2 separate regions of the Homo sapiens genome follow, and region 2 is linked to region 1. A link is a contact called in ENCODE Hi-C or POLR2A ChIA-PET data. All regions are on one chromosome and are shown on one strand. The core of a region is the stretch at or near the end of the contact, and the rest is flanking DNA. Distances in the headings are between cores, read along the strand shown.

What was found. A loop is a pair of places that touch in the nucleus more often than their neighbours do. ChIA-PET counts read pairs that join two places held with the same protein, here RNA polymerase II (POLR2A). Pooled maps may share reads with other maps.
Region 2: a loop to region 1 is called in a pooled map, with 4 times the contacts of the local background. The contact joins two enhancer-like sites. A Hi-C loop is called at or near these places in 3 of 50 pooled maps. POLR2A ChIA-PET finds 5 or more read pairs at or near these places in 2 of 52 experiments (BJ and HEK293).

The regions. Positions count from the first base shown.
Region 1 is chr18:61,579,175-61,584,343 of GRCh38, forward strand. It overlaps LOC124904314 (a long non-coding RNA gene), which reads right to left. Exons shown (of 7, transcript XR_007066395.1): 6 at 233-282. Among named protein-coding and RNA genes, the nearest start is that of LINC01544, 170 kb to the right of the region's middle. Within about 2 kb of position 2,942, at least 13 of the 41 ENCODE cell types and tissues checked have a DNase peak (open chromatin) inside an H3K27ac peak, as active enhancers do.
Region 2 is chr18:61,949,808-61,954,976 of GRCh38, forward strand. No RefSeq gene overlaps it. Among named protein-coding and RNA genes, the nearest start is that of RNF152, 59 kb to the left of the region's middle. Within about 2 kb of position 2,589, at least 4 of the 41 ENCODE cell types and tissues checked have a DNase peak (open chromatin) inside an H3K27ac peak, as active enhancers do.

The sequences.
Region 1 (5,169 bases), core at 1,692-4,191:
TGTCCCAGAAGCTCAGGGCACTTCTCTGCATCATCTCATTAATCTTCACCACGCCATTCGAGGCAGCCTGCAACTATTGTCATCTTTATTTTCAGGATGAAAGATCTGAGATGTGGAAACAGGTCAATGGCTTGCCTAGTGTCATATACTCAGTGAGGCACCAGCAGCTGAGGACAGGACCAAAACTTATCACTGAAGACCCGGGACAAGTACATGGATGGCATTTACTTACCCAGAAAGCATGAGACTTGCAAGGTGACTTGACAGAAGAATGTCAAAGCTCTGTGCAAAGAGGTGAGAGGAACAGAACACAAGCTGTGATTTACTATCCAAGGAACCTTGGGCAAGTCACTTACACTTTCTGAACAGTTCCTCATCTAAAAAATGAAAGTAACATCTACCACATCGAACTTCACTTGGCTGTTTCAAAGACAAAAGAAGTGTTTTAAACAAAACCATGTGACCTAGGACATTTTATAAAATCTAAGTCAACATAAGGCATTGTTATTTGAGAGGATTTGTAGAATCAACATTTAAAATGAGCCTGCAGCTGTTGGCACACAATGATAATCCTGAATTGCAACCAGACAATTATAGAAAATGCTTCCTAAGAGATGACTAAGAAGTTCCTTTTTGCCATTCAATGTGCTATGATCATTTTCACCACTTACTCTATGGAAAGTGCTACAAAGCATGCAAGGACAACTGGACTGTGACCCACATCCTCTAGGAAATACGGTCTGGTAGAGGAGACAGATAAACCACTCATTTCACTGTGAGGAAAAATGAAAGAAAACATGTAATAGCCAAGGAGACCAAATGTGGGGGGTCCAGAGGAGGCTTGGGTCGGTTCCCATTCAGCAGCTCAGAGGAAGCTTTTGGGAAGTTGCAGGGTGATAGGAAAAGAGACCCCAGATGGCAGGAATATTGCAGTGGGGAGAAATGGAAGCCAAGAACATACAATATTATATGACTAAAGAAAAAGGTACATGGAAGATTGTAGACATTCCAATAAAAAGTTTGTGCAACATGGTATTTAGTGGGATGTTTTTTCCTGTTGTCTTGGAAACGTGGTAGCTCCTCAGTGAAGCTGAAACTGAACACAGCTCCTAAACAACCACAAACACCAGCTATGACAGCAACACCACTACAGTGGAGCCCATCACCGCAGAAGGACCAGAAGTGGCCAGGGTAAGGCTGGGGCAGACATACTTCACTAATCTGCAGCAGAGGGTCCCTCAAGATTCCTCTTTCTGCTCCCTTCTCCTTTCCCCTTCCCCTGCACCCCACCTTCCTTTGCTCAAACAAGAAGCCACATCTACAACAGTGACTTTCTTTCTTTTTTTTTCTTTTAAAGACAAGGTCTCGCTCTGTCACCCAGGCTGGAGTGCAATGATACAATCACAGCTCACTGCAGCCTCCATCTCCAGAGCTCAAGAGATCCTCCTGCCTCAGCCTCCTGAGTAGCAGGGACCACAAGTGCATGTCCACCACCCCTGGCTAAAACAATGACTTTCAAACTTCTCTAAGCATGACCCACAGTAAATGTTTTACATTATGACACGATTCACACAATTCCAGGCAGCTGACATCTATTATCACATTTATTTTCACACACACACACACACACATACACACACACCTGAAACAGCTTTTTGAGGAAATCATACTCTATTACTTGGAATGTACTTTGTAATTTGTATTCCATTCTACTCCTTTAAAGAAAAATAAAGATTGTGACTTTCTAAATTGATATTATGAGCCAGCAATGGCTTGTGACTTGCATTTTGGAGAAACCAGCCTAGGACAATATGGGAAGGGCATGGGTCTCACACACACACACACACACACACACACACACACACAGAGCCAGGTCCATGGCTCCAGCCTCACCTGAGGAAAAAAGCTGTGCAAGGAGTTTAAACAAAATTTTAAATAATGGGGCTGGGCGTGGTGACTCACGCCTGTAATCCCAGCACTTTTGGAGGCCGAGGCAGGTGGGTCACCTGAGGTCAGGAGTTCAAGAGTAGCCTGGCCAACATAATGAAATCCCGTTCTCTACTAAAAATACAAAAATTACCCAGGCGTGGTGGTGCACACCTGTAGTCTCAGTTACTTGGGAAGCTGAGGCAGGAGAATTGTTTGAACCCGGGAAGCGGAGGCTGCAGTGAGCAGAGATCCTGCCACTGAACTTCAGCCTGGGCGACAGTGAGTTTCTGCCTCAAAAAAATAAAAGCAAAGAGTGTAATAAATGATATTTAAAAAAAAATTTTCTGAATAATGAACAGGACTGAAATGAAATTGCTCTAATACCCCAAACAAAAGGCTGGCTGTTTTCAAGGGACTTGCTCCCCCACTGGGAAGTCGTCACAGTGGGAGGGGGTGGTAGAGTCCAGTTCGAGCCTGTTCTAAAACACACACACACACAAACACACACACATTTTATGTCCCTACTCCCAATTTTGAGGCCCCGAATTAAAGTTGGATGGGGCAACACCATGAAGGCCACTGCAGGATCATGCAAAAAAAAAAGACACACTGGGGAAAGGAAAGTGCGCCCCTCAAACACTAGGCAAACACTGGAGAAGGAAGGACCTTTGGGTCAGCAATAAGAAAGCCGTCCCCCTCAGTCAGCACAAAAGCTCGCCCCCAGGGAGAAACAGGAAGATCCTTAGCTCTTCTTTTCCTTCCCCAGCGCCCATCATCCTCCCTCCTGAGAAAACGGAAGAAAGGGTAGCACAGCAGCCGAAAGGAGTTTGGGTTTGCTTTGCTTCCATCTGCGGACAAGGCTCTTTGCAGAGAAAACCCAGCCTCCCGGTGCCCGGGCCCCGCAGGCAGTCTCTCTTTCGGCCACCAGAGGGCGCTCTCCTCCTCCCCAGCCTCCAGCCACACCTGGCCGAGGGGCGTCCTTGCCCCACTCCTGCAGCCCAGAAGCGCACTCACTGCACAGCCGCGGAACCTGCAAGACGGGCCACAGGCACGCCCCGCTGCCAGCCGCTTAGCTTTTTAAAACAAGCCAGCATAGATGTTCACAATTATTCTCCCCTCAACGGTGGACACTGTCAGGTCAGCAATCCCTAGGAAGCTCCCGGGAGCGCTGTCGGAAGACTTTGCCAGAGCTCAGACTCATCGGGAGGGGGAAATCGGTTCTCTGGCTGCCCCTGGCAGCGGGGCTCCCCCACCCCAGGCTTAAAATAGGGATGAAACTCTTTGACATCGAAGGACACAGGGTCCCTTCCCACTGACGTCCGTTGTGGCGCTGAGGGACCCAGGAGAGCAACAGGGCTTCCAGATCGGAGACATCACCAAAGAGGGAACGCAGCCACTTTTATTTTTGCCTTGACAATTATTAAAATACGCAGAGGAAGGAAACTATTCAGGCTGGCTCTGTACAAGGCAATCATTCCCAAATTGCACCAAATTGGCTGCTCCCCAAAGTCCGTGTGTTCTCCCCACACCCTCATATAAACACACACACCCACCAACACCCTGTGTTATTTGTCTTCAATGAGTTAGAAAGAAGACTTTAAGATAAGGCAGGGTGAAACTCTGACAGCTAGTACCCAAAACTCCCCCTCAACATTAATGGGAGACTTGCTTGTATGTTTTTGCCCCCTAAGGGTAACTGATTCCCATGACTTTGCTTTAGCCAAGGGAATGAAGTGGCTTTTGGGGTAGAAACAGCCTAACCTTACACAAACTTTGAGATAAACAAGCACTATCACAGCACATAAAAACGAAAACTACCAGCAGGTTAAAATTATCCCTATGAAGAAAAAGGAATTTCACGTTATGAAAGTTTTTTTTTTTTAATAATCTGCTAAGTACACACTAATACCCAAAACAGGCCTTAAACAGTCTGAAGGATGCTTGAGCTAAAATCTTATAAATTGCCCTGGAATATTTGTCAAACCACCTGCCCAGAACATACTGTATGTATTCATAGTGCTGTCAAACAAGTGGACTACCATCATTGGATGAGTGGTTTGTCAGCCAGAGGCTGGCTCAGACAGACCATACGTAAAGGTTTCTAACCCTAATTTTTCCCTTTAGTGATTGAGCCTGGACCCATTGTTTGGGATACTTGTGGGGACATGGACTGCATTCTGTCTTATATTGCAGATGCTAAAGAAAACATCTTTCCAGTCCCCCCTTCCCACAGCAGAACACCATGGATTAAATCTGAAACAGTATAAGTGTTCACATCTGGAAAATTGAGCTGAATCTGTCTGGAGACATCTGTATGGATCCTTTGGACTAGTATGAAAAACGATGATTTCTGTGTTTTCTATAGTGGTTTCCACCCTCATGCTAAGGTTTACATTTCTGAAATCACACCACAGCCACCCATTTTAAGGAAGTAGGAGGTTAGAAACATTAAGGAAATTAAGATTGGAGGACAAAGATTATGTGATAGTTAATCTTATATGTCAACTTGGCTAGGCTATAATGCCTTGTTGTTTGGCCACACACTAGACTAGATGTTGCTGTGAAAGTATTTTGTAGATGTGATTAACATTTACAGTTGATTTTGAGTAAAGGAGATTACCCTCAATCATATGGGTGGGCCTTTTCCAATCAGGTGAAGGCCTTAACAGCGAAGACTGAGGCTTATCAAAGAAGGAGGAATTCTGCCTCAAGACTTGCAACATCAGCTCTTCCCTGAGTTTGAGTGCTGGTCTGCTGTAAGATTTCAGATTTTAGCTTGGCATGGTGGCACACTGCTGTAATCCCAGCTACTCAGGAGGCTGAGGCAGGAGAATCACTTGAACCCAGGAGGCGGAGGTTGCAGTGAGCCGAGATGGCGCCACTGCACTCCAGCCTGGGAGACAGAGCGAGACTTGGTAAGAAGGAAGGAAGAAAGGAAGGAAGGGAGGAAGGGAGGGAGGGAGGGGAGGAAGGGGGGGGAGAGAGAGAGAGAGAGAGAGAGAGAGAGAGAGAGAGAGAGAGAAAGGGAGAGATTTCAGGTTTGCCAGCTCCCACAATGGTGTGAGCCAATTCTTTAAAATAATTCTCTCTCTCTCTCTCTCTCTCTCTCTCTCTCTCTGTGTGTGTGTGTGTGTGTGTGTGTGTGTGTGTGTCCTATTGGTTTGGTTTCTATGGAGAATATTGATTGATACAGATTTCAAGTGGGAATCTATTTTATTTTGTACATGTTATAAGTCAAAA
Region 2 (5,169 bases), core at 1,339-3,838, 370 kb after region 1:
TGCCCACTTCTCTCTGTGCTCACCCAGCTCATCCAGTCTGTGTTTTTCCCTCCTTTTGACCAAAATACTGCAGTGAGATTGCCATCAAGATGAGACGGATGTGTTCTGGCATCTCCCGACCACCTCTGTCCCCCTCACCATTCCCCTTCGGAAATACACGTCCCCAGCCTGATGCAGTCTGACCTGCAGTCACTCCCTGCTTCTGACTCCGCAGCAACCCCGGGAACGTTTCCCACCCACTTTGCTGTCTGCTTTGTTCCATTCCTTTTTCTTGGTTAATCACAACATCCATGCTCGTTTGTGCCCTGTTTATGAGTCACTATACGTGCTGGAACCTGAATTGAAACTGGAATGCAAAACCCTTGAGCCAAATCATGACGGGAGTCTGACCTCGGCTCTCCTAGCTCATCCCTGGGCAGCCCCAAAGCCTGTCCTTCTCCCTGTCTCTCTCACCCGTGAGGGCAGCTCTCTGATTTGATATGGGCTTTCAGTTATTAGGTTTCACTCTGGGTGTGTCTAACAATACTAGGATGCTATCGGTTTATTAGGCATTGGAATTGGGATGCTTAAGCAAAACAGGGAGAAACGTGGAGACATCTTTGGCCAAGCTCAGATGCAAAACTGTATTGAGAGATAAGCACTATTACGGGTTTCCTCTTCAGTGTGGTGACATTTTTAAATGGGAGCAGAGGAATTTTTTCCATTTGTTTCCTTCTATTAACAACATCCCTTATAACATTCCTGAGATCTCAGGGAAACGGTCACCCATGTTTTAGTTTTGTCTCATACTATATAAATTAGAAGCAAAGTAAATTTCTGCATGTGTACTCCCCTGAGACCAGACAATGTTCCCTGAAACCTGGCATGCACCTTCAGAGCCCTGGCACTGGGTGTGAATTTCAAAACCATATTTTTCTCTCCAAATAATTGTCCTTGTCCATGCTCAGTCAGGTGTTTCCTCACATAAATCCCTAGGCTTCAATTAAAATCCAAACAGAAAGGAACTGCTACTCATTTTTTAACCATTTAAATAGAATAGCTTTCTGCATCCACATTAATTCTTTTTATAGGCTATGAAGGGTCTATATGTACTATGATTTCTTTATTTGTATTAGAGTTTTATATTTGCAAAAATAATTTATGTTGTTTAATTCATCAGCCCTTATGGTACCTTTGAAAGAGCAGAATTATACTCCCATTTCAGAGGCAAAAAAGTACAAATCAAGGTCATGTCTGAGAAAGCCTTTAAGAACTCAAGGATTACGTTTCCAGTTTGTGTCTTCGTTTGTAAGTTTTTCCAAATCCTTTGGTTCCATGACCACTGTCTTCCCATCAGCCACCCAAAACATTGTTGGGAATGTCCTTCACTGTGACTCCGTGGATGCCAAAGGAGCAGTGATCCTACAGAAAGTCCAGTGTTCCTTCATGTGGCCCTTGAGGTTCCTGGAGAGAAAACCCTGGAATGCTTCAGGGTTTCAACTGTTGGAAACTCTTCCTGCTTTTCATTCCTCTAATTGCTTACAGTCCCTAAAACCTCAAACGCTTATTTCTTTTTGTCCCCTAATGGTTCTCATAACAGCAGCAGTGGACCAGAGCTGTCTAGTTGTAAGAATAAAAATTTTCTGGATCCAGGGCTGGAATTGTTAGGGAGGACTGTGGTGACGCATTCTGCATTTCCTTTTTTGGAAACAGAGTCTAGCTCTGTCTCCCAGGCTAGAGTGCAGTGGCGCGATCTTGGCTTACTGAAGCCTCCACCTCCCGGGTTCAAGCGATTCTCCTGCCTCAGCCTCCAGAGTAGCTGGGATTACAGGAGCTCACCACCATGCCCAGCTAGTTGGTTCAGGGTTTTCCATGGTGATTGGCCCCATCTCCGGCACTACCCCAATGTAGTTACACTGCTGTCAGCAACACATTCAGTAGGTCAGAGTTTTAGGGCCTCCTTCAATGTCAAAAGCCAATTCTTTTTGCCACTTACCTATTACCCAGGAAAATGAAAGGATTCATGCTGCTTACTGTTTCTTCTGTATGGTTAAATGTAAGAGACATGGGGCATTTGCTTGGAGACACATGGACATTTATTTCAACTTCAGGATGTCGCTGAGTTCCACTGAAAACATTCTCTTGGGGTGAATTAAAAAAAAAAAAACCCTTCCAGGGTTGTTGATGCTAACATTACAATGGCCTTAAACATGCTACAGTTCCTGGACTAAGGAGGATCTTACCAATGCTACTCAGGCATGACATTGCCTTAGACAGCCAATCACCTTGTTTCCTAATTAGATAAGGGCCTACACATTATTTTGTGAGAGAGAGACCAAAATTCTATCAGCCATAAAGTAGGCTGGAGAAATCCCAAATCCTTTTTCTACCTTGTCACTTCGTTGCAAGACATTACCTACCGCTATTCCAATCACTAATTGGTGCTTTCTGCTATACAACAAATGAGCTAAAACTTCTGAGTTGGTTTCATTTCCTTTAAATTCTGCTCATTACTAAGAAGTACCAAACCTCAAGCTTATTAAAACCAGAGTGTGGGCTGCTTATCACCAGGGGCTATGTCCTTTCACTGTAAGAGAACTCAATTTGCATCTTCTGGGATTTTCCCTCACCTCCTCCGGGGAGCTTAAGCGAGTCTCCGCAAGCCTCACTGGAGGCCTTGTTACAGTCAGCTCACCAGAGACAGGGAGCAGACAGCATTTTTACCCACGGATCCATGAATCATCACCACCACACATTCTCAGCAGCAAAACTGGGCTTTCCACTACCTGAGGCTGTCTCTTAAATACAAACAATTCTCCACTCATAAACAGTGCCTTTTCAAGCAATTGTTAGAAATGCGGAATGTGGCTGAGCTAGGTGGCTCATGCCTGTAATCCCAGCACTTTGGGAGGCTGAGGCGGGTGGATCACCCGAGGTCAGGCATTCGAGATCAGCCTGGCCAACATAACAAAACCCCATCTCTACTAAAAATACAAAAATTAACCGGGCGTGGTAGCAGATGCCTGTAATCCCAGCTACTCGGGAGGCTGAGGCAGAAGAATTGCTTGAACCTGGGAGGCGGAGCTTGCAGTGAGCCAAGATCGTGCCACTGCACTCCAGCCTGGGAGACAGAGTGAGACTCCACCTCAAAAAAAGAAAAGAAAGGAAGGAAGGAAGGAAGGAAGGAAGGAAGGAAGGAAGGAAGGAAGGAAGGAAGGAAGAGGGAAGGAAGGAAGGAAGGAAAGAGAGAGAGAGAAAGAAAGAAAGAAAGAAAGAAAGAAAGAAAGAAAGAAAGAAAGAAAGAAAGAAAGAAAGAAAGAAAGAGAAAGAAATGCAGAATGCATCACCACAGTCCTCCCTAACAATTCTGGCTCTGGATCCAGAAAATTCTTATTCTTACAACTAGACAGCTCTGGTCCACTGCTGCTGTTGTGAGAACCATTAGGGGACAAAAACATAAATAAGCATTTGAGGTTTTGGAGACTGTAAGCAATTAGAGGAATGAAAAGCAGGAAGAGTTTCCGGCAGTTGAAACCAGGAGAGAAGCAGCAGTGAGAAATATTCTGCCTGCACACTGAATGACTGGATGGGCCAACATGATCCTCTCTCACTCTGCCTAGAAATATTCACGCTCTGTTGTTAACCTGTTGTAAAGAAGCTGCTCCCCCTCGCACCTGGGACACCCTGCACATGTCCACATAAGTCCTGCAGGCAGAGGAGACTTGAGTCGCAGCTCCTCTGAGCCTGCAGAGCTACTTACGGCCCTCCCTGGAAGGCCCTCTCCCCTTCCCTGCCTGTCTCTTCTGGGAGGCTGTTAGAAGGTTAATTCCCATCATATCCCAGGTTGTGAAGAAGAATGAGGTTTCCTTCCTTGCCCTCTTGAGAAAAAAAAACTGCAGATGATGAACCTGCTTAGCTGCCGTCTAAGACTGGGCTCTTGGCAACAGGGTTCCTCCCAACTCAAGCTGCTGTCATGGTTCCTCCTGCCTTGGTGTCCTGCTCTGTCACATGTGGGAAAAGGACCGTGGGGAACTGGCACTTTGGTGGGTCTTTCCTTTCTCTCTAGGTAAGCAATACACTGAGAGTGTCTCATTGCACTTTTACCGTCCAATCAGTCAGAACTTGGCCTTAACGGCTCCTGTGCCTGACACATGTTGGTTATTTAAGATCCATTTCGGTAAGAGGTAATTCTTTTGAAAATCCAAATAATTATAGGACCACCATGGTTAACTTTTTGGCAGGAAGAGGAGCAGTTCATAGAGCCCTCTGTGCACACTTTCCCTCAGAAAAACATAACTGCACAAATATTTGTATACATTTTGTAGAAGGGTATATACATACTCCATGGACCTCAGGCAGAAACCTCTGCTGTCAAGGGATTTAGGTCCAACCAATTACTCAAGCCATGAAATAAAATAGTATTATCAGATTGATGTTCTCTTATTTATGAGGCACCATGCTAAGCAGTTGAGTTGCAGCAATGGACAAAGACTGCCTGTCCTCATGGAACATATGACTGGCCTTCCCAGTGCAAAAGGCAGACACTAATCATACAGTCGCAGACATCAACACAAAGTGCAGCTGCAGGAAGTCAACAGGAGGGGTGCATGGTACCATGAGGGCTTACAGGAGGATCTGAACCAGCCAGAGAGACCAGAAAAGCATGCCCTAAGAAAATGTGATTGAGCTGAAAGCGGGAGGGTGGCAAAAGCAGAGAGGGCCACATGTGCCAAGGTCCTGTGGCAGATGGCACCAGGGAATCTGCTGGAAGGGGGCCCATGTGGCTGGGTTTCAGGGAGCAAGGGACAGTGTGGATGAGAAAAGGCAGGAGAGGTGTGTGAGGGGCAGCCACACAGGGCCTTCCGAGCCTCAGTAAAGGATTCTCCATGCTGCGAGAAAAAATGAGAGGACTTTCAGCTAGAGGCAGGTGGGTGGGCGTGCTGACCTGATTTGATTTGTGTTTGAAGCTGGGACTGCAGCACGGAGGATGAGCTAGATGGGGCTGGAGCAGACATGGGAGAGCCCCATGGTGCCCTATGCTGGGAGATCAGGTGTGAGATTAGGGAACTGTTAGAGTTGGAGGGAAGGGACAGATTTAAGAGCTATTTCTAAATATTTAAAAATTTTTAATTACTGTGGATACATAGTAGTTGTACATATTCATGGGGTGCATGTGATATTTTGCTACAA